Regions from separate parts of the Homo sapiens genome. Here all the other regions are linked to region 1. The links are chromatin loops, found by intact Hi-C in ENCODE. Cell type or tissue: PC-9. All regions are shown on one strand.

Region 1 (4,000 bases):
TGTCCCAACAACTTATAGAACCACAGGGACAGGTGGCAGAGTGTTGGGGCAATAGGCAGCCTGCCACTCAGTTTTTAATCTATTTCTAGAACATGGTGCAGTCTAGAGACTTGCAGGGATTTGATGCCCACAGTACTGTGTCTGGTCCTGTCTGCATGTGCTGTGGCCAGGGCTGTGCTGGGTAGAGGTGGGCGTGTGGGGCAAGGAGCACATGTGCATCTGTGTGCTCATACTCAGGGTGCTTGCTCTGGAGCAGCTGGTAGTGGGGTCAGGTGGGGTGGACGTGGAGAGGGAGGGCTCTGCAGAGGCCTTTCAGGGCTGAAGGGGAAGTGGGGAGACGGGTTTCCAGGCCTCTGTCCACCTCAATTCTAGCAGCTCTGCATTTACATATTGGAGATCCCCTCAAGATTTCAATGGAATAAAACATTCATTCCAGGACTAAAAATTTTGAAAACCTGAAGTTTTCCTTTCTATCAGGATGTCCAGCAGACTCAATAATTATATATTGTTTGCTTAGCATTTACCAAGCATCAGGCATTTGGAAGCATTCTGTGTTCTTTCTTCATGAATCCTCACTTAGCTGTGCAAGGGATATGCTAGTTTTATTATCCCCACTTACATATAAGGAGCCCGAGGCCTAGGTATGCTAAGTGAGTTGTCTGGGATTCAGAGTCAGGTCAGTGTGTCTACAGAGATGGTCTCCAACTCACCCACCTACAGCCAAGTCACTGAGTTCTTGGTCTCTGAGCCTGCAGAACAGTTTCTTGGTTTCTTCATCTGCAGAACAGGGAAAATGAAATTTTTCACAAAATCAGACATCACGTGCAAAGCAGCCAGGAGTAGAACATTGTAGACACTTGGTGAATGTCACTCTTAACCAAGAAACAAGACTGTGCCTTTGGGTTCAGCTGGCTCACACATTTATTTTGATGAATTAGGTCAGTGTTTTGTTTGATTATCACAGTGGTGAGGTCCATGCAGGTAGCTGTAGGGTGGAAGAATCACTCATCCTTGGGTCCTGCTCTGACACATACAGGCTGTGCAGCCTGAAGATCTAGGGGAATATCTGTTTCTTCCTAATACCTGTAGATTAGGGATCATTGCTTCTTCCTAATACCTGTAGATTAGGGATCATTGCACCAGCTTTCTGGGTTGTGTTGAGGTTGAAGTAAAACGAATACATACAGAAGTTCCTGCTGTTCTGTGAATATTTGAATCTGCACCCACTTGTAGCTTTGTGAGATCACTCTTAACGGTAGTATTTAAGAACATTTGAACTCCGCTGTGGGCTCATGATGAACTTCATTTCTCTTCTGGCGGGTGGACCTGTGCTCATTATCATTCAATGAATTGGCTCAGCATGCAGGATGGCATGCTGAGATAAACGCTAGCCCTTACTTTAGATTAAATACCCCCAAAAGAGAGTGATCAACAGGAGAAAATCGAAGCCAAAAAAGATCATTAAAGAGTTGTTTAGGAGCAGATACGTGTTCATTGTTAAAATTTCCCAGCTGAAAATCTAAACAAACAGCACTTGAGCTTTCAGAAGAAAATGCCATTTGTAACATTGAGATTTGCAAGGCATTTGGTGCCATGTGAGTGCCGCTTGCCCCTGTAGGTGAGTCTATGTAGACCACGAGACAAGTATTCAATATGCAAATTCCTGATGGCACATAGGGAAGGATTTAAAAGAATGATTCTCATGCTTTCTAATCAAGTCACAAGGGGGCAAATGTCCTTTTTCACCACCTCGACTTTCCTAAGAGTCCCTAGGAGAGCATCTGTAGGTAATAGTTTTCATCTAGAATCTGTTAAATAGGTATTATTTATTTTACTCATGTAAATAGTTAGGATTAAGGGTTGTTGCCCTGCACTGCTAACGTGGGGGCCGGGGTGCAGACCACTTCTCTCTTTGGCATGCAGGTTGTTTGCTGTGACTACTACACATTTTTCTGCACTGGCTTCAGAAGTTAAGCCTTGCAGGCATTCTTCCTGGGCTCCCTGAGCAGCTGTAATCACCCTGACCCCAAACACTCTGCACATCAGTTCACCTCAATTTTAAATCCCTCAGGCCAACCGCTGTGGTCAGTCGGCATTGCCCTAAGCTGATGGGCCTGATTAAACCAAGAGTGGCACACACTGCCCTCCAGCCTAGGATATGCAATGTCACTTTTCTTCTCACGTTTGCCTAGCTAATTTCCAGTTACTCTTCCAGACTCATTGATGAGGCAGGAATCGCTTTTTCTGGGAAGTTTTTCCTGATTTTCCATCACACGTGGATGCCCCTTTCTACCTTTTCCCCTAGAATCCTTGGCTTATGCAGTTATGAATATTTCCACAAGGTGGCGCTCATGTCAGTGTCCTCCCTGCCCCTGGCCGCCTTGCTAGCCCGGGAGTACACTAGGAGGGCGCTCGGGTCTGCCTGCATCTCCAGGCCGGGCACAGTCTCTGATGGTAATAGCTTGAACAAATGTTTGCTGAATTCATGAATTTTAACATGTTTTCCTTTTCTAGTGTAAGGATTATCAAAATTAAGATTTAAAGCTTCTCGCTTCTGAGACAACATTGCCATTATTTAATGGTGGAGGTGTAAAGGGGGATGCCGAGCTGTATACTCCAGAGCTCTCTGAGGAGGGTCTAATTCAGCGGGTCTCCCCATGGCTTCGCATCAAAATGGCAAGGGGCTTTGAAAAAACACCCACACTTGAGCTCCACCTAGGAGCAAAGAGACCATATAGTCTCTGAGGGTGAGGCCTGGTATTTGTGTGGTTGCGGGTTTTTTTTGTTTTTTTTTTTTTTTTTTGAGTCTTGAGGTGATCCCGAAGTGCACCCAGGAGTAAGAGAGGCGGGCGAAAGTGATCAGAAGCGACTCCTATTTCCTTCCTGTGGCTCGTTATCGTCTCTCAGTGGTCACAGTCCTTTCCCAGGCCACCCCCTGTGTCCATCTCAGGTGGGATAACCTCATGACAGAGTTTGGGAACGCTCAATAGAGTCACTTCCATAGAAAATACGTCTTCCATTGCTCAAGCAAGAAGAGAATTTGAGCATAGGACAGGAATATTTTAATCATAATAACTGAAAAACACCAGCAACAATATAAACAAAAAGATTGCCTGTATTCATTGGGAATGCAAGTTTTATCTGTGTTTTGATTGTGGTGAAATATACGTAACATAAAATTTACCATTTTAACCATTTTGAAGTGGACAGTTCAGTGGTATTCAATTCATTCACATTGTTGTGCAACCATAACCACTGTCCAACTCCACACCTTTTCCATCACTGAACCAAAATTCTATGCTCACTAAACAATAACTCCTGACTTGCCCCTCCCCTCAGCCCCTGGTTACCACAATTCTACTTTCTGTCTCGATTAATTAGACTATTCTAGGTACCTCATATAAGTGGAATCATATTTGTCCCTTTTTTTTTTTTTTTGCTTATTGAGCATAATATCTTTAAGGTTCATTCATATTATATTATGTATCAGAATTTCATTCCTTTTTAAGGCTACTAATATTCCATTGTTACGTATAGTCCACATTTCGTTTATCCATGCATACAGCCATGGACGTTTGGGTTGTTTCCACCTTTTGGCTACTGTGAATAATGTTGCTATAAACATTGGTGCACAGATATCTGTTCGAGTCCCTGCTTTAGATTCTTTTGGATGTCCAAAGTAGAACTGTTGGATCACAGGTAATTTTTTGTTTGAATTTTTTGAAGAATCACCATACTATTTTCTACAGCAGCTGCATCATTTTACACTCTCCACAGCAATGCAGGAAGGTTCCAGATTCTCCATATCCTCACTAATACTTATTTGCTTCTGTTTTGTTGTATTAGTTTTTTTAATAATAGCCACCTAATGGGGATGAAGTGGTATCTCATTCTGGTTTTGATTTGCACTTCATGTGCTTCGTGGCCATTTGTACTTCCTTCTTAGAGAAATGTCTATTCAAGTCCTTTATACATTTCTATAAAATGTTTATGTATTTAT
Region 2 (4,000 bases), 360 kb after region 1:
GGAATACAGTGCATTATGCTTCTTTATATGTAAAGTATGGAACTTTAATGAAGTAACTAATAAGATGAAACAATTTGATTATAGATGGGATTTCTGAAATTCAAATTCTCCTAATTTCTTATATTGTTAATACTGTATATTCTGTCACTGATAAATTCTGAGACAGGTATCTTATGTAAAAGGAAGTAATATCATTTTAATTTTGAATTTATACTACTCACTGAAGTTCCTGGTATGCAATGGCAGCTTCTCTTGGATGCTCAAAACAAAAGAATGCCTCAGAAAATCTGCGTACCTAAAAAATTCCAAAGGAGAGTATTAATAACATGACGTATTTAAAAAGTCAATCCGGCATCTTATGGTAAGGAGAGAAACTGCCTCCATTACGCCTTCCACAATCACCCGTCAGAATTAAACTTCCCTTCTCCCTCTTCAGTGTTGCCAATGTATTTTTGTACTGCATGAAATAAATCTGGAAAGCATATATAAATATAAACTATTATGATTACCACCATAGCCTTTACCACCTTTTGTCTTAAAATAAATCATCTCCCCTCCTAAAGTGTAATGTTCTTTAGAAGAGAAGCTATGGGCCAGGCGTGGTGCCTCACACCTGTAATCCCAGAACTCTGGGAGGCTGAGGTGGGTGGATTACCTGAGGTCAAGAGTTCGAGACCAGCCTGGCCAACATGGTGAAACCCTGTCTCTACTAAAAACACAAAAATTAGTGGGGCATGGTGGCAGGTGCTTGTAATCCCAGCTACTCAGGAGGCTGAGGCAGGAGAATCGCCTGAACCCAGGAGGCAGGGGTTGCAGTGAGCCAAGATGGCGCCCTTGCACTCCAGCCTGGGCGACAAGAGTGAAACTCCTGTCTCAAAAAAACAAAACAAAAAAAAGGCAAAGCTATGTTTTGATGACCTTTGCATCCCCACAAAACATGTATCTTGGCATATTACAGAATCAAGTACTTGATAAATACATGTTGAATCTAGCTGAACATTTCTTCCATTATATTTGTATTTTAACCCTTTCATTTTTAATTATGAAAGGAAAGGCTTTGTCAGCTACTGGAGCAAAATTAGGCAACAGGAGCCAGAAAAGATGTCTTATTTGGACAGTACAGGGAGGAGAAATTATATTACATCTACAATTATTTTCTAAACAAAGTAAGATCTAGGATTCTTTGGTTTTAAATGTCCAACAAATTAGAGACCTATTTTACTTGTCATCAATATCCGGCCAGGTGAATTTCTGACTTACTAAACTTGTTTCCCTAAGCAGATAAACCTGGGTCTTCAGACAAACAAGTCAATGAGGGAAGTGGGAAAAGAAGATATCAATGAGAAGGATGCATTCTGTGTCTTTACTTTCATATGTGGTCCAAATGCTTTTTTCCCCTCTCCAACATTAAAGGAAAGGTGAGAGAAAAATAACAGCCTGTCTGGCTATTAAGATGATTTCCTTTGGGGCTATAAAGCATGAAAAAAACGCATCTTTAAGTTATCTGGATTCCTGCAGTTGCAGCTGGACCTACGAAACTGGCGCTAGCTGCTTTTCCTTCTCTCTCTACCTTCTCTAAGTCCTACAATAATGATCATTTCTTGACAGTACTCTACCTCATAGTCTCCACACTAAAAACTTTATTCTAATTCTTTGACTTAAACCACATAAAAACTCAATGTCAAATTGAATGATGAAGAAAAAACAAACAAAAAAAAACCTCTAGGATGATATTATCTTCATTTAATAGGTGAGGAAACAAAGACACAAAGAGGTTAATTATTTGGCCAAGATAACATAGCTAGTAGGCGATAAACCTGTGATTCAAACGAAGATTTGAGAAACTCCAGTTCTTGTGCTCCAAACACTTACCTTTTCCTTTCTGCATTAAGACTCCTTGTTATCAGAAATCTTTCTTGTATGCACCCAAATGAAGTTCTTTCTAAATTCACTCTCAGCATAATTATCATGCTGTAGCTATTACAACTAAGGGTATTAACTGTAGTGTGTGGCCATAACTAAGGTATGACTGCCACCTGATGGCAATACAGCTAATTTTCAGGCAAAAGTTTGACAGAAAAAAATTTTTAATTTACAAATTTAAATTTCAAATATGGGGAATATATATATTACTGCTTTGTATATGTATGTATTTTGGCATGCATTTTTGATATTTATAAAAAATGAATTTTGTGTGCCCAATTAAAAAAAAACTTATTTGGCAACATCACTTATTCAAAAGCTAGGAGGAAGACAGCCAAGCATTCAAAATAAGTATTTGTTAATGCTTCACAGAGTTAAATACTCCTGTATCTGTGTTCATTCTAATAATGCTGTTCAAATTGCTAACACAGTATTTATATTACAATTCTATACATGTGCATTCAGATTAGATTCTAATCTTGAGTGCAGGGTCTATATCTGATAGATTATCTAATATCTATGCTACCTTGAAAAAAATAAGCACCTTGCAAATGTTTACTGAACAAATGTTTTTTACGTCCTTGCACTAACTCATAGCAAAATTATCATAAAATTGTTTCATTACAAAGCTGATTTATACTTACTAGTTGATACAATTGCACTTGGTTTCAGTTATTTGCTTTCCCAATCCACACCACATTAAAAGAGCAAATTAGACAAAGAAAAATGAATTACAGAGGTAAGTACACAGGCAGTTACAAGAAATGATGAGAACGTGATGAAGAAATATCCGTCCTTAAAAAAAAAGCCTAGAATTCCCCTATAAAAGATCACACAAAATAAATAAAAAATTAATACTTGAGGTCTTTTAATGGATATTCCAATATCCTGGCATTTTTAATAATATGGAATACTAGTGCATTAAAAGCTGAGCACATTAAATAAAATTCACAACTAAATTATTATCATATATATCATATCATACCTATACTAAAGTATGTTTAGTATAGGCATGCCTTGGAAATATTATGGGTTAGGGTCCAGACCACCACAATAAGGTGAATATTGCAATAAAGCAAGTCACATGAATTTTTTCAGTTTCCCAGTGTGTATAAAAGTTATGTTTACACTATACTGTAGTCTCTTAAGTGTGCAATAGCATTATACCTTTTTTAAAAAAGCCAATGTGTATACTTTAAAAATATTTTATTGTTAAAAATGCTAATGATCATCTGAGCCTTCGGCTACTTTTGCTGCTGGAAGGTCTTGCCTTGATATTGATAGCTGCTGATCAGGGTGGCTGCAGTGGCTATGGCAATTTCTTAAATTACAACAATGAAGTTTGCTGCATCAATTGACTCTTCCTTTCACAAAAGATTTCTCCTTAGCATGTGATGCAGTTTAACAGCATTTTACCCAGAGTAGAACTTCAAAATTGAGTCAATCCTCTTGACTCGCCACTGCTTTTTCAACTAAGTTTATGTAATATTCCAAATCTTTTGTTATTTCAACAATGTTCGCAGCATCTTCACCAGGAGTAGAGTCTATCTCAAGAAACCACTTTCTCTGTTCATCCATAAGAAGCAACTCTTCATCTATTCAAGTTTGATAATGAGATTGCAGCCATTCAGTCACATCTTCAGGCTCCACTTCTAATTCTAGTTCTCTTGCTATTTATACCACATTTGCAGTTATTTTCTCCACTCGTCGTGACCCCTTCAAAGTTACCTATGAGGGTTAGAATCAACCTCTTCCAAACTTCTGTTCATGTTGATATTTTGACCTCCTTCCTTGAATCATGAATGTTCTTAATGGCATCTACAACGGTGATTTTTTCCCAAAAGTTTTCCTTTTGCCCAGATCCACCAGAGGAATCACCATCTGGGGCAGCCAACACCTTACAAAATGTATTTAAGTAATAAGGTTTGAAAGTCAAAATGACTCATGCATCACATGGGCTGAAGAATAGATCGTTGTGTTAGTCCACATGGAAACATCGTTAATCTCCTTGTATATCTCCATGAGAGGTCTTGGCTGAGTAGGTGCAATATTAATGAGCAATAATATTCTGAAAGGA
Region 3 (4,000 bases), 130 kb before region 1:
TACCAAACTCTTAATATTTATTACCAGTCCTAGCAGAGTTGTCACTCCTCCTTGAAGCCTTCCCTACCCACCACCACCCCCCTCTAAAATAGTGGTAGACAAACCATCAGTATCACCTGGAGCTTGTTAGAAATGCAAATTCTCAGAACCCACCGAAGACCTACTGAAGCCAAACCTCTGGGCGTGGTCACAGCAATCGGTAGTTTAACAAACCCTGCAGGTGATTCTAATGCACGTTTGTGTTTGAGAACTACTGCTCTAAAGACTATTTATCAGCTATTTCTCTTCATACTAATGGTAATTACCCAAGTTTCTTCTCCATTACTTAAGAAGAAGTATCTCACATGCAGGAAGCTTGTCTTACTCATCTTAGTTACTTCAGTGTCTGAAACATAGAAGTCTATCAATCGCTCTGCAAATCAAATCCGAAATAAATAAGTTGGGGAAGGGGCTGTGATGGGGAGATATTGGTCAAAGAATACAAAATTTCAGTTGGGATGAATAAATTCTGGAGATCTATTGTACAGTATGGTGACTATAAACAATAATAACATATACTTTTAAAAATATTATATACTTGAAAACTGCTGAGAGATTATCTTAAATGTTCTCACCACAAAACATAACTCCGTGAGATAATATATATGTGAATTAGCTTGATCAATCATTTCACAACATACACATATTTCAAAACATTACATTGTACATTGTAAATATATACAAGTTTTATTTGTCAATTATACCTCACTAAAGCTGGGAAATTTTTTAAATAAATTTTTTACCTAAAATTGAAGAACTCCTGTTATCATACTCCTGGCTTTTTACAGTCCTATCTATAACATTAAAATTTTTTAAACTATAGTTTTTCCTCATGTCCCTTCCCTAACTTGCCAGATTCTCCAGATGTCAATCCTTCCAGAGTTGGATGGTTCTTGTCCCCACAGAACAGAGTGTGAAATCCCAATAATCAACCCAGCATGGCAGGCAGCCTCCAACACCAGTTTTTCTTCCTTTGACAATGGACCCTGTGCAGCAAGCTTTTAGGAACCAGCTTTAGTCCAAGTGCCTGAAGCACTTTATACTCATTCATCTGAAATTGCTGGTTATAGGACAATTTCACAGACACAGACACACACACACACACACACACACACACCCCTTGTTGAAGGCCCAAGTAAATATTTAGCATTATCAATAAGGATAATCCCATTAAAGTGAAATAAGAGAAAAATGTTAATGGCTAAACTGAATATATTTGGTTATTGTTTCTCTTTTGAGAAATATATCTCGTGCCATAATGGTATTTTAGTGTAACTCTAAAGTGTGTTTATACAAAATTAGAGAAACTTTGGTTCCACTTTGTGGCAGCACCATAATGTCTATGTCACATGATGCCAACTATTAAATATTAATACAAAGGCAGGGATTTAATGTCTGTTTCCCCTAGAGGAGTGCCTGGTACGAGGTAGGCTGTTGATAATATTTGTTGATTATTGATTTTTTTATTGGTCCTAATAACTGAATTTTTAGTTAAGCCAAAAAATGCACACAGTATAAATATACAGTTTTCACATTATTTTTGTCTAAAAGGAGCTAATGACTAGCTCCATTTTGAACTACAAAATGCAAATTAGTTTCATGTTTTGTTTAAAATTCCTCAGTCTCCTCTAGCTGTCCCTCTGGAGAGTTCAGGTTCTTCCCATCATTTAATGATCTGTTTACTGAAGCCAAGGGCAGAGTTGCTAGTGGTTAACTTCCCAAAACACTGGTTGTTAATAGTAACAGCTGATACGCTGTTGTCTGGCTGCAGCTGTGCTGGGAAATCAATAGTTCTTTGTTGATTAATAACTGATTTCTCCACTGATCAAAATGCACAGATCAATGCACTGCTCCATCTGGTTGCAGCCTCCACCCCCGCTTCCTCCCCAAATAATGGATGCCTCAGCCAAACTGTAGCACCCATTCCTGCCATCCAATTCATGTTTCATTCTGCTCAGAATATGACTGGGATACCCTACGATGAACAAGAAGGTTGGGCCATACCCGAAATTTGGCTTTCAAATTTTATAGCCAGTTATCTGTGCACTACCCCTGCTTCCTGTCCACTAGATGGTGCTACAGACCTGTGTTTGTAACAGTTCACTAGGCTTTGAGAAAGATTGAAAACTGTAGACAGGTGAAATGCTGTGGAATGTTTAAAATCTATGAACGTTAATTCTTTAAACATTCTGGTCTGTGCATGTGTCTTGGCAGGCACTTTAATAAAAAGTCCATCTAAATGAATGGAAATTCACAACTTGCCCATTTATTTATTACACCTGGCAGCCTGGGGCATACACAATTTCAGGGCAAGCACCTCCTGGCACCTCTGTAAACAATATAAAGCAGCTGTTTACTCAGTGCATAACAATTAATGTGCTCCCTAAAGGGTAGAATTTATGACACTGAATACATAAGAGAATGCTTTGTGATCTCCCAAGACACTGCTCAGTAAAATCAGTGGGTTGTCATATCTCAGGTTCATTAATTGCTCTACGGATCCTAATACCCGGTAGAGAAATCAGAGTAGGAATTTAGCCAGTGAGCTTTTGTGTTTCCAGTAATCACCTTTCAGTCAAGATTGAGGGTCAAATTCATGGAGGAATCCAGTTTTTCAAGGAAACCTTGGCTTTTTTTTTTTTTTTTTTTAACTATGAAAGAACTTCCCTTCTGGTTATTTCTATACCAGTTCTACTGCTGGGGGGATGGGGAGCTAGTAGTAAATATGGCTCATTTGGAAAGTGATCTGAATCCTCTTTTGTAAAAAGGCTAATTTTGTTGTTCTATTGTGTTCTTTCCCTTTGTGGCACTGAAGACCTCTCAGCAATAACATAAATCAAGCAGATTTGGCTTGGAGGCAGCCATCAGCTTCCTGTCCTTGTGACAAAATGGACTTAACCTCATTTGCAATCGACCACCCCCTTTTCACTGATTTTGAATTGTTTGGTTAACTCACTTTGGGAAGGAGTATCAATAATTCAGCATTAGCCAGTTGGCATGTCACCCTGACAGATGGAAACAGCTACAGTGCTATTGATTCAGTTACTCCCTCTCAGGGGGCAGTGGTGAGATTCCACCCACCCTCACTCCCCCATCTCCTGTCTATGGGATTAGTGAGAGAATAGCAAATGGTTCCAACACAGTCACTAAACCCTGTCCAAGACCTCCTGACTACAGCCAAATATGCAAATTTCCCAGGATGTTTTCACATCAGAAAAAAAATGAAGAAGCAAGAGCAAAGGGGGCTGAACAAGGCACCGGAGAAGAGAACTGAGCACCTGGGGGTCAGCAAGAGGTGACCCAGAAAAAAAGCCAAGCCAGGGACCAGCCCCCCTGCTCCTGATTCAGCCCCCCTCCCAGACACATCAGCAAAGGACGGGAGGGAGAAGGAAGCGTGTGTGTCTGTGTGTGTGTGTGTGTGTGTGTGTGTGTGTGCATAAAACAGAGAAAGAGAAGGGGACAGAGACAGGCAGATAGATAGAAAAAGAAGAAAGAGATGGTAAAATTGTGGAGGTTTGGTTGTATACCATGTTTGTTTGGGACTGTGTAATTGTTGGCTTCCCTATTCCTCAGGTTTGTCAGCGGCTGTCACTAAGCACAGTTTAGGAAGGTGAGGGACGGTCAATAGTGATCTAGTCTGGTATTACATAGCTTATGGTTAAAGGCCTTAGTCAAGGAATGCACAACAAAAATGTTTGCTTTGTGTCTATAGTTGAAATAAACCTGTTTTATGTTTATGCTGTCTTTGGATTCATAAAAATTTAGAATTCCATAAAGACTTTGGAGTCTTTATGGAATTAGGACATACAAATTAGGACATCAGTAAGATGGCCAACTAGAAGCTCCTAGCACTCTTCCACACACACAAAACAGAACAAAACAATGAATAAATAACTACATTTTGACTAAAATAGCTAAAAGAGAGCACTAGGGAATAGGAAAAATCCAGCAGGAATCCTAT
Region 4 (4,000 bases), 570 kb after region 1:
TTAATAGCGAGTTGTCTCTGGGTGGTGAGACTATGTTTTTTTCTCTTTCTTCTATTTCTGTATTTTCCACTTTTCCAAAATGTTCGTATATTACTTCTTTAACATTTAATTTTTGTGGGTATGTAATAGGTATATATATTTATGGGGTATATGAGATATTTTGATACATGCATACAATAAGTACTAATCATAGGGTAAATGGGGTATCCATAATTTCAAGCACTTATCCTTTGTGTTACAAACAATCCAGTTGTACTCTTTTAGTTATTTTAAAATGTGCAATTAAATTATTATTGACTATAGTCATCCTGTTTTATTACCAAATATATATCTTACTTTTAAATACAATACATGTTACCAAATACATATATTACTTTTCCATATAATATTTTAAAATGAAGAAACCAATTATATACATGTATACACACATTTATGTATATATACACATATGTATACATATACATATGTGTGGTGTGTATGTGTGTGTGTGTATATACATATATATATATATATGTATATACACATATGTCCCCAAAAGGGGACTAATCAGTAGGCATCGGTCCTCCTGTATGCAGTGTTTTGTAAATAGCTGTTTGACTGGTTCACCAGTGATTACTGGAGTTGCCTTTTATTTGTATCTGTTCAGGAGTCAGTCAGTAGATTTGTCACATATAACCATGAACTCATACAGGTCTCTTCACCTGTTTCTTCACCAGGAAAACAGGAGAGTCACATCTGTCCTGCTGGATTGTTGCGAGGTACAAATGAGACTGTGATGAGAAATGTTCTTGAAAAACCATATAGTATTATGAGAGGGAAAGTATTATTGATGAGAAGAGCTTGAAGGACTTATCAAGGGCAGTATTACAGGAGGAAGAATCATAAAAGTGTAGCAAACAGACAAAGATGTGCATATGGAAGGGAGAAGGGGGCTTTCAATTGATTTACCTTGCTATCTATAATGGGTTTTTTGAGTAGTTGTATATTGTCTAGGATAGTTTTTAGTATTTAGCACAGCCACACTCTTCTAAGATCTAAATGAACCACCATTTACTGGACAGATTGGGGTTGAATCAAAGAAGAAAGCAGAGGAGAGTGAGTTATAAGAAAAATTGTAGCTAAAATTTATTGAGTGCCAGGTACTGTTTTTGGCTCTAGTTTGATCCTTATAGTATACCTATAAGGTAAGTGCTTTCATTACTCATTTTTACAGATAAATAAGATGAGTCAGAAAGGTTAATTACCTCTCCATGGTCTCCCAGCTAGAAAGTGGTAGAGCTGAGATTTGAACCTAAGCAATCTGGTTCCAGAGCCCACATTCTTAACCTTGAGTTTGGCTCTGTTTAGTTATAAGGCTGAAATTGGTGGTGGTTAGTGAGGTCAGAGTGGATGGCTCATCTATGAAGGCAGAGTTAATTTTAATCTTTCGTTTAGTGTCTTTCTCCTTCAGTAGGCTCTCATGAACCTCAGGGTGCATTGTATTTGCACATTTTTTTGAGAGGAACCCTAAAAAGAAGTCAATTACAATACTTCAATTTATACATATGGAAAATAACCAAGAATGAAATATTTTCTTAAAATCAAAGTTATCTACTTGAAGACTGGAAATCAAATTCGTCTTTGATGCCTTAGCTTAGGTTTCAAATTTCAGGATTATACTGCCACCTAGTGCAGAGAAAACATTTTCCCAGCATGTGAAAGCTAGTAAATGCATATGAAACTTCATAGATGCAACCTAAAACAAGGTATATTTAAAGTTTATTTCATAAAAGAGAACGAGGTATTTGAGAAGCAATGACCTTTTTACATTTTATTGGTAAAGGTTAACGTGCAATTCAGGTACACACTTTTATTAGTAGTAGTAGGTTGTTAAAGGACAATAGTGCAGAAGAGAAGGCTTAGGTTTCTATACTTCATTCTGCCATGTAAATTTCCTTAATTAATGTCTAGTAAGGAAATCAATACAATTTCCTTTCATGAGATCAAAAGTTCTCAGTAGGAGTTATGGGTTCAACTGATAATTATTTTAAAATTTTATTAAACAAATACTCATACACTTACAGTCTACAAGTCAATGCCAATTGTAACAAAGGAGAGGTAGCCTAACGGTGTTGAAAACATGACCTATATGGGCAGCACTTCTCAGTGGATCAGCAGGAGATTGGCATCACCTGGGAGCTTGCTAGAAATGCAAATTCTCAGACTGATCTTCAATATCCTGAACCAGAACCTCTGGGGGTAATGCCCAGGAGTATGTTTTTAACAAGCCATGAAATTGTGGTAAGAAATGGTCTTGGAAAACCATAGAGCATTATGAAAGGGAAGGTATTATTGATGAGACAAGATTCAGGGCTTTACAGTAGGTAAAGAAACATACTGATTGGGCCAATAAGTGTGTTTCATTGAAGGGAGCAAAAGAGGCTTAGGACATGAATCAGCTGCTGTAGACCTAAGACTCACAAGGCAGCAAATGCAGCAACAGCTCCTGGAAGCACGTGTGCTATGGAGGGGAATTGATTTTTCTCCTCCTTGGGGAGATGGAAATGCTCATACTTTAGAGAGAGCAAAAGTAATATGCTGAAAAGCTTAGGAGTGGGGGAATTTTACATTAAATGACCTGTTTTTGTATTAATGTTCTATGGTGAGAACACATTTGTTTGTGAGTGATTTCAGAGAAAAAACGGCCATGGGCTCTATGTGCTTGCTATAGATGATTAGGCTACAATTACAAGTATTGGGCCAAAATAAGAAGATTAAAAATAGAGCTTTGATTATGGTGAAATTTCTTTACAGTAAAACTGAACCCAATGTAAAACTGTGGGAGTCCTAGTTTTAGCAACTCTAATTGTTAATCAGCCTCTCAGCCAGAGATTTCTGTGATAAATTTCAGGCTCTAGCTGTGACTAATTTGCAGCATCCTCACACAACTGGTAGGTGCCATTAGGCATCTTGGGTCTTTTATTTTAAAGTAAAGATAGATGGAATAAAGCTTAAAATTAAATACCATTAGGAAGCTAGTTTTAAAAATACTTCTTCTTTAATTTAACCTATGAACTCATTAAATATGGGGGTTGTGGTATGTTTAATTAAAACTCTCAATTTACAGCTACTTCAAAAGAATGTTTTAAAAAATATATATAGTCATGTTAAAACTAAGGAACTTGCCCTACTATTCTATGAGTTTCATGGGGCATCCCAACTATTGTGCCCATACCAGGAAACAAGGGGAAAGAGATCCTTTGGCACTTCTAGTGTCTACTCTTTTCTAATCGAATGTTTTTTAAGCCATGAGTTGTAACCCATCAGTTGGTCCTGAAATGTACTCACTGATTTGGTTATCATCACTCAAAAATGAAATATAATAAAACAGAAAATAGAATATATTACATTTATTTATTTATTTTTTAACTAAGAAAACATAATTTTAATCATGGTAAACTTTGTTCAATTCCTGTGTCCACTGTGCACATTCTTCAAAACTGTTTTGGTTTTGTTATTAATTTCCTTTGAAATTTTTCTCATGCAAGACTTTCAGAATCTTGTTTACACACATGCACACACACACATAATTAGGATAGCAAAATGTTCATAGATGCTGTAAAGTTGTGTGAATTCTATTTTTAAAATAAAAAAATGTACATATTACTATAAAAATAACTTCTCCCCCTTGTGGCAAAAATTGAAAATACATTCTACTGGAGAACTGTAAGAGAGGCACTTAGGTATTATTCCTTATAAAATATTTTCACATAACTTCATGTGAATCCCCCATGTTATCCTCTAAATGGTACACAGTATTTACAAACAATATGCTTAGAGGTAGCTTCACAGTTTTCTTTACATCCAGCATTGTCCAGACTCTATTTGGATATTTTCTATAGCAAAAAGCTAAAGGTTATTTATTTTTCTAAAAACAGGGACTCACTATGTTGCCCAGAGTGGTCTTGAACTCCTAGGTTCAAGTGTTCTTCCCACCTCAGCCTCCCAAGTAGCTGGGAAG
Region 5 (4,000 bases), 660 kb after region 1:
TAAGGTGGATCAAGGAAAGCTGAGGGCAAAGTTGGGCCCCAGTTCAGCCCCTGCAGCTTTTTTCTCTTGCCGTTGATCAGCAGTAATATATTACTCTTCTCTAAATCAGCACCGCCCCTGATGCCCAGACCTTCCCTCCATGAAAGTCTACTTCAACTCCAAATCACAAATGCGAAGTACTGGGTAGCAGTACATCTTTTCACTGGTTAATTGTCCACTGAGGCTATACTGCTTTTTATTTCTTGGTAGAGCTTGAATGTGACTAGGAATGTGATTTCTGATCTCTCAAAAACATAATATTAATAGGACTTTAAGGCCTGATGAAACTTCAAAAGGATTCTGTGCAGTAATTTGTCTGGAACCGTCTAGATAAAAAAATTCTTTTCTTACCTAAAATAAAGAAACTGCAGAACAGCATAGTCTGCAACCTTCTTTGTTGTTCCTGTTGTTGGATTTGGGGCTCAAATCCTCCTGAATAAAAAAAAAAAAGATAGTTGGATCATTCTTTGTGCTAAGGCATTTAACATATTTTTAACGATGTAACTAATATCATCATTTTCTATCGGTTGTTAGAGTTCCTGTATTCTTTCTGGACAGTTTTAGTTCCCTGTCTCCCCTCTCCAATGCTGTATCTCTGTTTGTTCAGTGTTAAGTATTACATGCCCTGCAGGGACATAATGCTCATTGCTTGTTATGGAACACAGGTTATTATTATAACCTTTACATTGATGATCATTTTGGCTACAGTGCTTTGTTGTTTAAAAAGTACACATGCACAATCTAGTTTGTTTCTCACAGCCAGGAGTAGGCTGGGTGAATATTTAAGAAGTGCAGACATGGAGCCAGGCTGCCAGGGCTTATGCACTATTCTTTTACCTTGAAGTGCTTCAGTTTCCTCTTCAGTGAATGGGAATCACTATGCCTACCTTGTATTTAGAGCATATATGCACATGTTAATACATGTAAAGCTCTTGGAACAGTGCCTGGCATATGGCAAACAGACACTCTGACATTATTTAGTGAAATTTAACTGTTATTATTGTTGCTCCCTTTTTTTATAATATATTTGAGAAAATACAGACTCTTAAATTCATGTCCTGACAAAAGTCTGTCAGGTAATAACAAGACAGATATTCATGCTTCCTGAGTCTATGTTCCCAAAGTGGACAGAATGATTGGCTGGCTGTCTAATCATACGATTAGTTTTTCTTTGCAACCTAGACATGTGAATTGAGCATGTCCCATAATTGCTGAGTGTCTCGCTTCTTTCTCTGCCTCTCTTGCAGAGCTACGTGGATCACATTAGCAATCCCTGGAACTTTAGTCTCCCCCGCCTTCAGTTTTGTGCCACAGGTCAGCTAGTGTTATTGCTTGGTCGGTTGTCTCAAAGACTCTCTCTGCTGCCACCAAACTTGCCCATTGGGACTAGTTCCTCGTCACTCTGAGAATTTTAAAGGAACATATTTATTAATAATAAAGAGTCCTGACTTCCTCTTTGTGCACTCACTAGGGCAAAACATAAATTAAATGACAAATCATTTGAATGTGAACACTAGGAAGGTGACTTGTGAGCTAAGGTGCTTTTTGCCTCTTGGACATGGAAGTTGTAGCTGGCTTTGTGCTGGACTATGCTAGGTTATAAGAGTATTTGGTTTTCTTGTGCAAAGTCCACAGAAAGGTGAGCTTTGCTTGAGACTATTGAGTGGAAAAATACACACGCACACATTCAGTTCTGGGCTAAGTTTTTCAGTACCTAATTTTTCCATTTCCATTGCTGCAGCTGTTTTATTTGGTTGCTGGGCCTTACATAAACCAGTTTATAATTCCTTAAACATATACTGCTTTGTCAAATACCACAACATTAAGCTCAAGAAATATAAGAAACTCCTGGTACATACAAAAAGTCTACATAACCAGTGGATTAATTATGAAATACCCTATTTAATGTGAAAATTATTCACTTTTTTTGTTTTGACTGTATACACAGTCCCTTTTACGCCACAGCATGTATTAGGTGAGGGGCTGCCTCCAGAATGATCCAGCCGAGATGGGCTTCCATCAGTGTAACATGACTACCCTCTAGTGGTTTTATAGAGAATGACATAGCTATTCATTTGTTTAAAAAAAAAACGTTTAGCAATAATTTTAAATATTTTATTTTATTTTAATTGACATATAATAGTTATACATATTTATGGGATATGTAGTAATGTTTCAATAGAAATATTACATAATGACCAGATTAGGGTAATTAGTATATCCATCATCTCAAACATTTATCATTTCTTTGTATTGGGAATATTCAACATATTTATAGGTCCTTGACATTTCAGAAAACCATGTAATCATTAGGCAGTTAGTGTAAGTAATACACACATGAGGCAGGCAGAGCAGAATAACACTTTAGATGCATGTTTTCTCTTTCTGAAGAGTTACAAAGCAGTTGATAGATATTCATGAATGTAGCTGCTGGGCTAACCATTTATGCCCATTTTGTGAACCGTTATTATGAGTCAGCTTCACTTTTTGAGTGATGTGGACTGTGGACATAGTGTCACCCAACTGAGGCTCCCACATAGTTTAGAACATACATGAGAGCAAAGGCCCTGGGTCAGGGCTTTCCAGAGCCTGACAATCTGCTATGTTAAGGCTGTTTTTTTTTCTCTGGTATTTCTACAGGGCAAAACCTCAGAGAAATATCTTAGTTTCTTATGATCATTAGAGCTCTGCAAAAGTCAATACTGTGCTTTGTTTTTGTACCTCTGTCTACTTCCTGGTCAACTCAGGCCCAAGGAATTAAAAAAAATGACCACACACACACACACACACACACACACACCCTGCCACACCCCTCCACACCCTTCCACAGAGTTAAAAAAATCAATAGGTAGGAAAATACAGTTAGTGCAGTGGTTAAGGGTCCTCATTTCTGGCTATATGACTATGGACAATTATTTGACCTTCCTAACTCTCAGTTTATGCATGAGAAAAATGGGCTCAATAATGAGCATAGTGTATGCCCATGGAAAAGAGAAAGCATTCTCATTAAGCATTTGTGGTGATGATGATGATGATGATGATGATGATGACATCATCAAAAGCTCCAAAGGGTAAATTGCTGCATTTGCCAAAGGCAGAACTGGATGAGATGCATGCTTCATAAAATAAATCAAGGGTAGACAGGATGGCTTCATCGACTCTTCCTTCAGAGGATAAGCAGCAATTTGGAATAAACTCAGCAAGGTAAAAAAGAAAAAGAAAAACTTCTCCTGAAGTGTGTTGATGGGGAACCAAATGTGAAAATCTAAAAAGCTATCCTTCTGCTTTTTAATATTGTTAGTGTATTAGAGAATAAATTACTTAAAACTTAAGGTTTTTGGCTGGCTCTACAAATGTTGAAAAAAATTTGAATTAGTTGCTAACATTTAAACATTGGGAGATATTTATTTAAAGACTCAGCTTCCTGGCCTCTCTTGAAAATTATCAGAAGTTCTGGCAACACTGGCCTGTATTCCCCGATGACAGCTGTTAGCTGGAGAAGAGCTGCTGCCCGCATCCACTTTCCAGCTCACCACAGGCCTCACTCCTCCCTTTGGTCTCCCCAACACTTACGTGGAATATTAGTGGCCAAATTTCATTGCATTTGTACTTTACGTTTTCATCTGGTAAAAACAGTGGGGGAATTTCTTAATCCAGGCTTGTTTCTTTATAACATCAGGGATCAGCAAACTTTATTTGTGAAGGATCAGATTATTTGGCTATGGGCACCATATTGCAGCTATTTAACTCTGCCCTGGTACGCCAAAGCAGCCACAGACAATATGTAAACAAATGACCATGGTCGTGTTCTAATAAAACTACAAAAACAAGATTTAGCTCATGAGCTGAAGTTTGCCCACCCCTGATCTCAATGACCATCCCAGCCCCTGTGCTCATTTGGTTTTCTACCTCTTCTTTGGGCATTTCCTTCTCCTAAACTTGATTTGATTTTAAGGCACAC
Region 6 (4,000 bases), 180 kb after region 1:
GAAGACACAATGGCGGAAGTACAGTCTCTTCAACAAATGGGGTTGGGAAAACTAAATATCTAATGCAAAAGAATGAAACTGGACCCTTATACCACACACACACACACACAAAAACCTCCTTAGAAGAAAATATAGGGAAAAGCTCCTTCATACTGGTCTGGACTGATTTTCTAGATATCACAGCGAAAGCTCAAGCCACAAAAGCAAAAATAAACAAGTGGGACTACATCAAACTAAAAAGCTTCTGCAATGCAAAGGAAACAATCAACAAAATGAAAAGGCAGCCTACAGATTGGGGCAAAATATTTGCAAACCATCTCTCTGTTAAGAAATTAATATCTAAATTTTTTTTAAAACTTACTAGCAAAAAACAAAACCAAAAAAACACTTACTTAAAAACGGGCAAAGGACCTGAATAGACATTTTTCCAAAGAAGGCATAAAAATAGCCAATACATATATCAGAAAGTACTCAACATCATTAGTCATCAGATAAATGCAAATCGAAACCACTGTGTAATATCACTTCACACCTGTTAAGAAGGCTATTATCAAGAAGACAAGAGATAACAAGTGTTAGAAAGGTGTAGAGAAAAAGAAACCCTTATATACTATTGGTATGAATGTAAATTGGTACAGCTATTATGGAAAGGAGTATGCAGATTCTTCAAAAATTTAAAAATAAAATTACCATAGGCCAAGCAATTCCTCTGATTTCCCTAAAGGAAATGAAATCAGCACTTCATAGAGACATCTGGACTCCCATGTTCATTGCAGCATTTTTTCCCAATAGTTAAGATGGAAATGACCTAAGTGTTTGTCCATCAACGGATGAATGAACAAAGAAATTATGGTGTATACATACAATGGAATATAATTCGGCCTTGGGGGAAAAAGGGAGAACCCACCACTTGAGACAACAGGGATGAATCTGGGGGACATTATGGTTAGTAAAATAAGCCAGATATAGAAAGAAAAATATTGTATAATCTCACGTATATGTGAAATCTAGGGAGAAAAGTAAACAGAAACAGAGAGTAGAATGATGGTTACCAGGCGCAGGAAAGGAGAGGAAACAGGAAGAGGGAGGTCAAAGGGTACAAATTTACAGCTATGTAAGATTGCTAAGTCTAGAGATATAATGTTCAGCATAAGGACTATAGTTATACACTGCAGTGTTACTACACTGCAATATACTGAAAACTTGCTGAAAGAGTAGGTTTTAGGTACTCCTACCATGCCAAAAATGTTGACTATGGAAAGTGGTGGATATGTTGATTTGTTTGACTGTAGAAATCATTTCACTATATATGTGTATCAAAATGTCATGCTGTACAGCTTAAATACATGCAATAAAAAATAAATTTTAAAGCCTGGCCAACATGTAGACATAGTGAAACCCCATCTCTACTAAAAATATGAAAATTAGCTAGTGTGGTGGCATGCGCCTGTAGTCCCAGCTACTCAGGAGGCTGAGGCAGGAGAATCACTTGAACACAGGAGGTGGAGGTTGCAGTGAGCTAAGATCCCACTACTGCACTCCAGCTTGGGTGACAGAGTGAGACTCTGTCTCAAAAATAAATATAAATAAATAAATAAATGTTTAAAATGTGTTACATTAACAATATTAGGTTTCAGATGTCTATTTTCAAGCTTTTTTAAATGCCAAAATAGTTTGCTTTTGAAAATATGTGTTTAGTTTTCTTTTCGCAAAGGCAACAGTAAAAGACCTTTACTGTTATGTTAATTAACAGATCATGCTCTCAATAGCTTTCAGGCTGACTTTCAACATACATCAATTTTGCCTACCATTCCTTTTAGCTAAAAAAAAAGTTAATGAGGATAATATAAAAGTTTTATTTAGGATTACCAATTTAAGATTAACATCCTTTATTACTGAAATAATAAATCACATTCATGAAAAGAGAAAGAATGGACACAAGTGAATATATTCAGAGATGATGTTTATTTATTTTGTTAAACAAATCAAGCTCAAATGTTCCATGCTTATGTGATCAAAATATGACAAAATCTCATGAATCCAAATTCCAGTACATCATAATTGGAATAAAGTTACTCTAATAGTATAAAACTAACATATAACAAGAGAAACCATTAATGTCAAAAACAGCTGATACATAAAAACTATTGATAAAAATCAAAGAAAAACCCAGAATAAGGAAGGACAAACATATGTGGCAAAATACAAAACAGCTATATTCCTAATCCTAAATTTTATTCTAACATCATTCTAATGACTAATGATTAAATTCCAGAAACTATATTAAACACTGGCTTATTTGATATATCCTGGGGCTATACATTAGCAACTCATTTATTCTACTTCCTCTTTTATTCGTGAATTCTAGATCCCATTATTATTTGACCATACATTCATGCCAAAAATCTAACAATACACATAACACAAAATAATTCAGAAAATGGTGTGGGCATCTTAATTTGGATTAATAGAGAGCGCCATCTGGTGGTACAACGAAAGTTTAATATATTTTTTCATTTGTTTAAAGGCATGTATTAAATACAAATAGGGTTATGCAATTCTTAAAAATTTTTAATTATGCAAACATTTTAAGTGTACAGAAAAGCAGAGAGAAAATCTGCCAATAAAACAACCAAAAATATGAACTCACTTTACCTCTTTAACCTCTGTATAACATGATGGTTTACCAGATCATCCAGAGAGCAGCCAGATAAAAGTATAATATGCCAGTTTACTAAGGTATGTCTGTTCCATATGAAACCATGAAAAAAGACAAGTTCAAAAAATGCATTATTAACAAACACGATCTTCACTAAAAACAAGAAGTTAGTTGACTGGTTTTAACCAGTCAAGATTTTTATCTTAAGATTTTAAGATAGTTGGGGGGAAAGGACTTATTTTTACTGTAAGACTTAATTTTGTTGTTTCTCTTGTATCATATAAAACAAAAACCAGAGCAATAAACCCCAATAATAAATGTTTCTCTAAAAAAATCAAAATAGGATCCACCAACTTCGTTGTCAAAAACCTTGACATATCATGAGGCCAAAATAGGAACAGAATGATAAAGTTTGGTACCTCTCTTTCCCTTTCGGTGTTTCTAATTATCCCATTATCCAAAACTTTCTTCTCTTCCTAACCACCAAGTGCTGTCATTCTGCCCCATTCAAGCCTTCATTTCTTGGTAGAAATGCCAAACTGTCATACCTTACACAATCATAATGGACTCTGAGTTCATGAAGTAGTTACACACTAAAGGCAGTATAACAGCTCTTCTACAAAGAACTTGGGTTTGCTTTATCAATCAGACGCTTATGGCTATGGAACTGTAGACAAATTTTATAGGCCTCTCTAAACCTCAGTTTCCACACTAAAAAATAGGCAAAGTTGATCTATACCTTGTAGGGTTGGGGCCTTTGAAATTAAAGGGCGTGAAATACATAAGTACCTGGCACAATAAGAACGCTATACCTGTCACTCCCCTCCCTTTTACTGACAAGGCCATCCTGCCACTCCTTAAACACTTTAAGTAATAGAATGTTTCCTTCTTGCTGTCTACTCCAACTGTGTGCAGTTATATTTGTTAGAAAATTCTCTCTTAAACTGGCAAGAAAATGCCAAGAGTTCAATGAAAAGATCATAATGGCCCCAGCGTGGCGGCTCATACCTGTAATCCCAACAGTTTGGGAAGCTGAGGCAGAGGATCACCTAAGTCAGGAGTTTGAGACCAGCCTGGCCAACATGATGAAACCCCAGCTCTACTAAAAATACAAAAAATTAGCCAGGCATGGTGGCAGGCGCCTGTAATCCCAACTACTTGGGAGGCTGAGGCAGGAGAATCACTTGAACCCAGGAGGTGGAAGCTGCAGAGACCCAAGATCACACCACTTCACTCCAGTCTGGGCAACAGAGCAAGACTCTGTCTTAAAAAAAAAAAAAAAAATCATAATGAACTGAAATAGTTGGAGAAAATTTCATTCAAAAAACACTTCATAAATGC
Region 7 (4,000 bases), 520 kb after region 1:
TTAAAACCTAGGAATTCAAGACTTACTAATTTATTGCTAGTTTCTAACCACTTACAATTGAAGCAGGCGAGATTTTACAAAATATTTCTGGGTGCAGTGTAAACAGAAGATAATTGAATAATTTATTATTTTTTTCCAGTAATATTAACTACGTTCAATCTTAAATTCTGATATGTATGTATATCAAATATTGGTTATATTCACTGCTTTAAATTAAACTTTGAGTATAATTTTCCACATTTATATAATGATAGATCTGCATACCATGGGTTTATTTTTATGACTGATGAAATTATGTCTGTCACATTCAAAGCCAAAAATAGTCTGTCCCATTCCTTCCTTAGAATATGTAAAATCCAATATTAGTAATGTCTTTATCTACTGACATTGTAATGAAGCCATTTTTACGCTGTTTTGTAATAAGCATATTGCGTTACTCAGAATATGTCATGCTTACTTCAGAGTGATCTACTTTGATCAAATTGTCAGCATAGAAGTTGCTTTGGGTCAGCTGGTTTTATTCAGCGACAGAAAAATACTATTTTAAAAAATAAAAGTGGAACGTACCCAAGGTAAGTTTAAAGGTGAAATAAAGTACAATTATTTAAAATAGAAATGAGGTGATTTGATTGTGGACTCAGCTCACTTCTGAGTAAATGTTAACTTACTTTCAAAAAAGTTATGTCAGACATGTAGGCAACATGTTCAGTAATATCTTGGATAGGGATTTAAATAAACGCAGCTTCTGGATACTCAGCTGCAGCATTTACATTCAAATGAACCAAAATCTTATTACTGAGGATGAATTTAGAGAGGATAAGCTTAAACCTTAATCCTCAATAAATCATGCTGTTTGGAACGGACACTGGCAAACTATGAATCTTTCCATCACTTTAGAAAATAGATTAGCATATGTGCGCGTTTGTAAATTATTAATGTGTTCATTCTTAACAGGGCTGCACAGGGGTGAAGATGGGGAGGACAGTGAAAACAGCATGTTTAATGCATCATCTTCTTGTCTAAATGCCATTGATTAAGGGCTGCCATGTTTAATTATTGCTAATATTCTCCACAATCCTAAAATTATAGACTGCTAGGTGAGAACCTAAAGAAGGGAACTTAAAGAAGTCATCAAATCTGTCCCTGATATTTGTGGGTCCAGTAGCATTCTGGAGGTAAGAACCTCTTTGTTTTGTTAGGAAACCTCAACTCATGGCTACACAAACTAGCCTGGTGACTGCCATAGCAAACCCTTTGTCCATACCAAGACAATGTTCCTATTTTCACTTTTCTCTCATTTGTGTACATATTAGCTTATTCTTTGGATGTGATTAATCATCATCTCCCCAGTTTTGATAAATTTCCAGTGGAAGTTTCCTGGACATCCACACGGGAAGTAATATTCTAATTTTCTCAGAAAGACCTACACAATTTGCCCTTTTGAGGTCTAGACATCATAGTCTAGTCGCTAGAATGCCAGGGCCAGACCAGCTGGCTAAACTAACTCCAACCCAGAAATCTGTATAAATAAGGACTGTGAAAAAAAAAAGTGAAAAATGTAGGACTATAGAGAAAATGAAATGTTAGCTCTCGTAATGGAAATCTGTGACTTCCATTGAGGCTGTTGTTTGAAAATCTGTAAAGGGAAGAATTTCCCTTAGGAATGAGTATAGAAGGAAAGAAGCAGATGTCCTTGAATTGTTTGTTTGAATATGTTCTTTATTAATGAGATAAAAAGAGGAAATTCAGGAAAGGACTCACAAATGTTAACTGAGAAGTTGTGAAAAAGTCCAGGAGAGACAGCTGTCTTTGAAGCCAAACCAGAGTACAAAGCAGGAAGAGTTGTTAACAGTTCAGAGAAACATGCAGAGGCCAAAAGGGAAAGAACAGAGAAGTCACTGGTTTTGAGTACAAGATTCCTGTCCAAAAGATGGGGCCAACGTAGTCGTTACTGCTTGGCGACAGAAGGGGGCAGCAGAGAGCTGGAAGGGTGGCCCGGTTGAATCAGAAAGTCAATTCAGCAGATCAGAATGCTAGGTTGAAGCTAGGAGAGTCAGAAAGCCTCCCAGTGAGTGTTATAGAAGTGCCAGATGGGCTGATAAAGTGGTTAAGGCCTGCAGAGGAAGCTACCAGCACAGTTTTCTAGCCCTAGAAAGCCTTTCTTTAAAAGACCATTCAAATACTCACTTTAGCATGACTGGGGGATGAATGGCTCAGGTCCTAAGAAAGCAAGCAGACTAGCACTTTTTCCAGAACTTTTATCCATATTCATCTATATTAAGGGTGCAACACCATCAGTGATGTTAATAGTGGCAAATAAACTGCTGCCTTTCTATTGGTTGCTTGTGAATATCATCAGGCTTCCATATAGGCGCCTCTCATCATTCAGTATTATCTCTTTTTGAAAAATTTATTTATTTATTTCAGATGGAGTCTCACTCTGTTGCCCAGGCTCGAGTGCAGTGGTGAGATCTCAGCTCACTGCAACCTCCACCTCCGGTGGAGTGATTCTCCTGCCTAGGCTCCCAAGTAGCTGGGATTATAGGCACCTGCCACCATGCCCAGCTAATTTTTGTATTTTTAGTAGAGATGGGGTTTCACCATGTTGTCCAGGCTGGTCTCACACTCCTGAACTCAAGTGATCTGTCTGCCTCCGCCTTCCAAAGTGCTGAGAATACAGGTGTGAGGCATCATGCCCAGCCCATTCAGTATTATATCTGAATGTCATACTTGACTTTGATTTTGGCATGACTGCTGCTGAACTTCCACCTGCCTCATTTCAGAATAATTTCACAAGCAAGGCTAAATGACTTAAGTACTCCAAAAGGAATCTTTTCATTGGTTCTGGCCAATGCTTTTGTCATACTTGTTCCTGGAAGTGTGATGGACAACAGCATCATTTAGACCAAGATCAAGTCCATGCTGGTGAGCTAAGGTAGGGAAGAGGAGGGCCGTAGTGCTAGGAAAGGAGGGTTTAGCCTCTTTATATTCTGTGAAGTGCAGCACTTCTTAGCTAGATAGATTAACTATTTCATTTTGTCTGCCAGGAATGGGCAGCTGTGGCTTAATCATTGACTGAAGCCAGCGGAAGTTGAAGGCCCTGTAGGTGGTGGTTGGTTCGTTGTTGATGGATCTACTGGATGCTTATTGAGTTCTGCTAGCAGTGGTGCACTTAAACCAGCTTGTACTAACTTCTGAGAACCAATTGTTAGCATCTCCATTATACCACAGTGGTAGCTTGAAATCAGCCACAGAAGCATACTTACACTATAGAAACTGGAAAACCCTACAGATGAGCTCCCTGTTCCATTCCTTCCCTGCATACTGGCTGTTAAACATTTGCCAGCACACCACTGGCTATGCAACAAGTACAATGCTAGACCCCTATTCTGTCATTGGCAGAGATAATAGTATTACCTCATTCTTTTTATGTCTTCTCTTGTTTTTTTCTTATTAGAACATTCAAAGATGTTCAGTATTATAAACTATTGAAGTGAAAAATTACCATTTTCCCACCTGCCCTCCGACCTTATAGTCATTGGATGTTGTGTGTGTATGTGTGTTCCTGAAGGCCCTACTTCTAATATGAGGCCAAACAGTTTGAATCTGGTGTGAGAGCTGGCTGTGTGGCACACAGGCAACTTCAAACAAAGTCGATTAGTGGACAAGAAATCTAGTGTTGACTTTGCCCTTAGTTAATTTGGGTGAGACAAATCTTCACCAAGACATAGTTACTTAGAGGGGCTTTGTCTAGCAAACTCCACTTATTTCTGCTCTAAAATTCTGAATTACATATCTAATTTTCTTTTGGACTGTCAAGTATCTATATACTTAGGGAGAGTATCAGTCATCATCTCTAAATAATTTGCTCCAAGCCTCCATTTATACTAAATCACTTTTTGTTCTCCCAAACATGCTATGTTAAGACTCTGGGCCTTTGCATTGAACGTTCCCTTTTATGGAATGTCCTGCCCTCCCTTCTGTCCATCTGACAAAATCC

The links. Peaks named below come from ENCODE experiments on the same cell type or tissue, not always from the same donor. Only the 100,000 strongest peaks of a DNase experiment are listed, where the experiment ranks them.
Region 2: a loop joins it to region 1, with 6 times the contacts of the local background. A loop is called at or near these places in 27 of 110 quality-filtered maps.
Region 3: a loop joins it to region 1, with 2.5 times the contacts of the local background. A loop is called at or near these places in 13 of 110 quality-filtered maps.
Region 4: it touches region 1 in a loop (14-fold over the local background); 24 of 110 quality-filtered maps call a loop at or near these places.
Region 5: a loop joins it to region 1, with 6 times the contacts of the local background. A loop is called at or near these places in 17 of 110 quality-filtered maps.
Region 6: a loop joins it to region 1, with 11 times the contacts of the local background. A loop is called at or near these places in 102 of 110 quality-filtered maps.
Region 7: it touches region 1 in a loop (3-fold over the local background); 7 of 110 quality-filtered maps call a loop at or near these places.

What each region holds. Positions count from the first base shown.
Region 1 is chr6:70,882,899-70,886,898 of GRCh38, reverse strand. The region is part of intron 2 of B3GAT2 (beta-1,3-glucuronyltransferase 2); the gene reads left to right. LOC105377850 (a long non-coding RNA gene) reads right to left here and starts at 757. Exons shown (of 5, transcript XR_001744196.2): 1 at 715-757. In PC-9, CTCF peaks have their summits at 2,153 and 2,358 (motif pointing right); no DNase peak of the experiment used is centred here.
Region 2 is chr6:70,518,808-70,522,807 of GRCh38, reverse strand. It overlaps FAM135A (family with sequence similarity 135 member A), which reads right to left. Exons shown (of 22, transcript NM_001162529.3): 13 at 222-295. Among named protein-coding and RNA genes, the nearest start is that of SDHAF4, 46 kb to the left of the region's middle. In PC-9, CTCF peaks have their summits at 1,819 and 2,018; no DNase peak of the experiment used is centred here.
Region 3 is chr6:71,011,142-71,015,141 of GRCh38, reverse strand. No RefSeq gene overlaps it. Among named protein-coding and RNA genes, the nearest start is that of B3GAT2, 56 kb to the right of the region's middle. In PC-9, a CTCF peak has its summit at 2,111 (motif pointing right); no DNase peak of the experiment used is centred here.
Region 4 is chr6:70,307,930-70,311,929 of GRCh38, reverse strand. No RefSeq gene overlaps it. Among named protein-coding and RNA genes, the nearest start is that of COL9A1, 6.8 kb to the right of the region's middle. In PC-9, CTCF peaks have their summits at 1,461, 1,661 (motif pointing left), 3,519 and 3,718; a DNase peak (open chromatin) is centred at 1,689; H3K27me3 peaks cover 624 bases.
Region 5 is chr6:70,219,229-70,223,228 of GRCh38, reverse strand. All of the region lies in intron 37 of COL9A1 (collagen type IX alpha 1 chain), which reads left to right. Among named protein-coding and RNA genes, the nearest start is that of COL9A1, 82 kb to the left of the region's middle. In PC-9, CTCF peaks have their summits at 1,838 and 2,038 (motif pointing left); no DNase peak of the experiment used is centred here.
Region 6 is chr6:70,705,196-70,709,195 of GRCh38, reverse strand. The region is part of intron 1 of SMAP1 (small ArfGAP 1); the gene reads right to left. Among named protein-coding and RNA genes, the nearest start is that of SMAP1, 39 kb to the right of the region's middle. In PC-9, CTCF peaks have their summits at 2,281 and 2,483 (motif pointing left); no DNase peak of the experiment used is centred here.
Region 7 is chr6:70,367,499-70,371,498 of GRCh38, reverse strand. All of the region lies in intron 1 of LOC105377848 (a long non-coding RNA gene), which reads left to right. Among named protein-coding and RNA genes, the nearest start is that of LINC01610, 25 kb to the left of the region's middle. In PC-9, CTCF peaks have their summits at 1,753 and 1,952 (motif pointing right); a DNase peak (open chromatin) is centred at 1,998; H3K27me3 peaks cover 2,701 bases.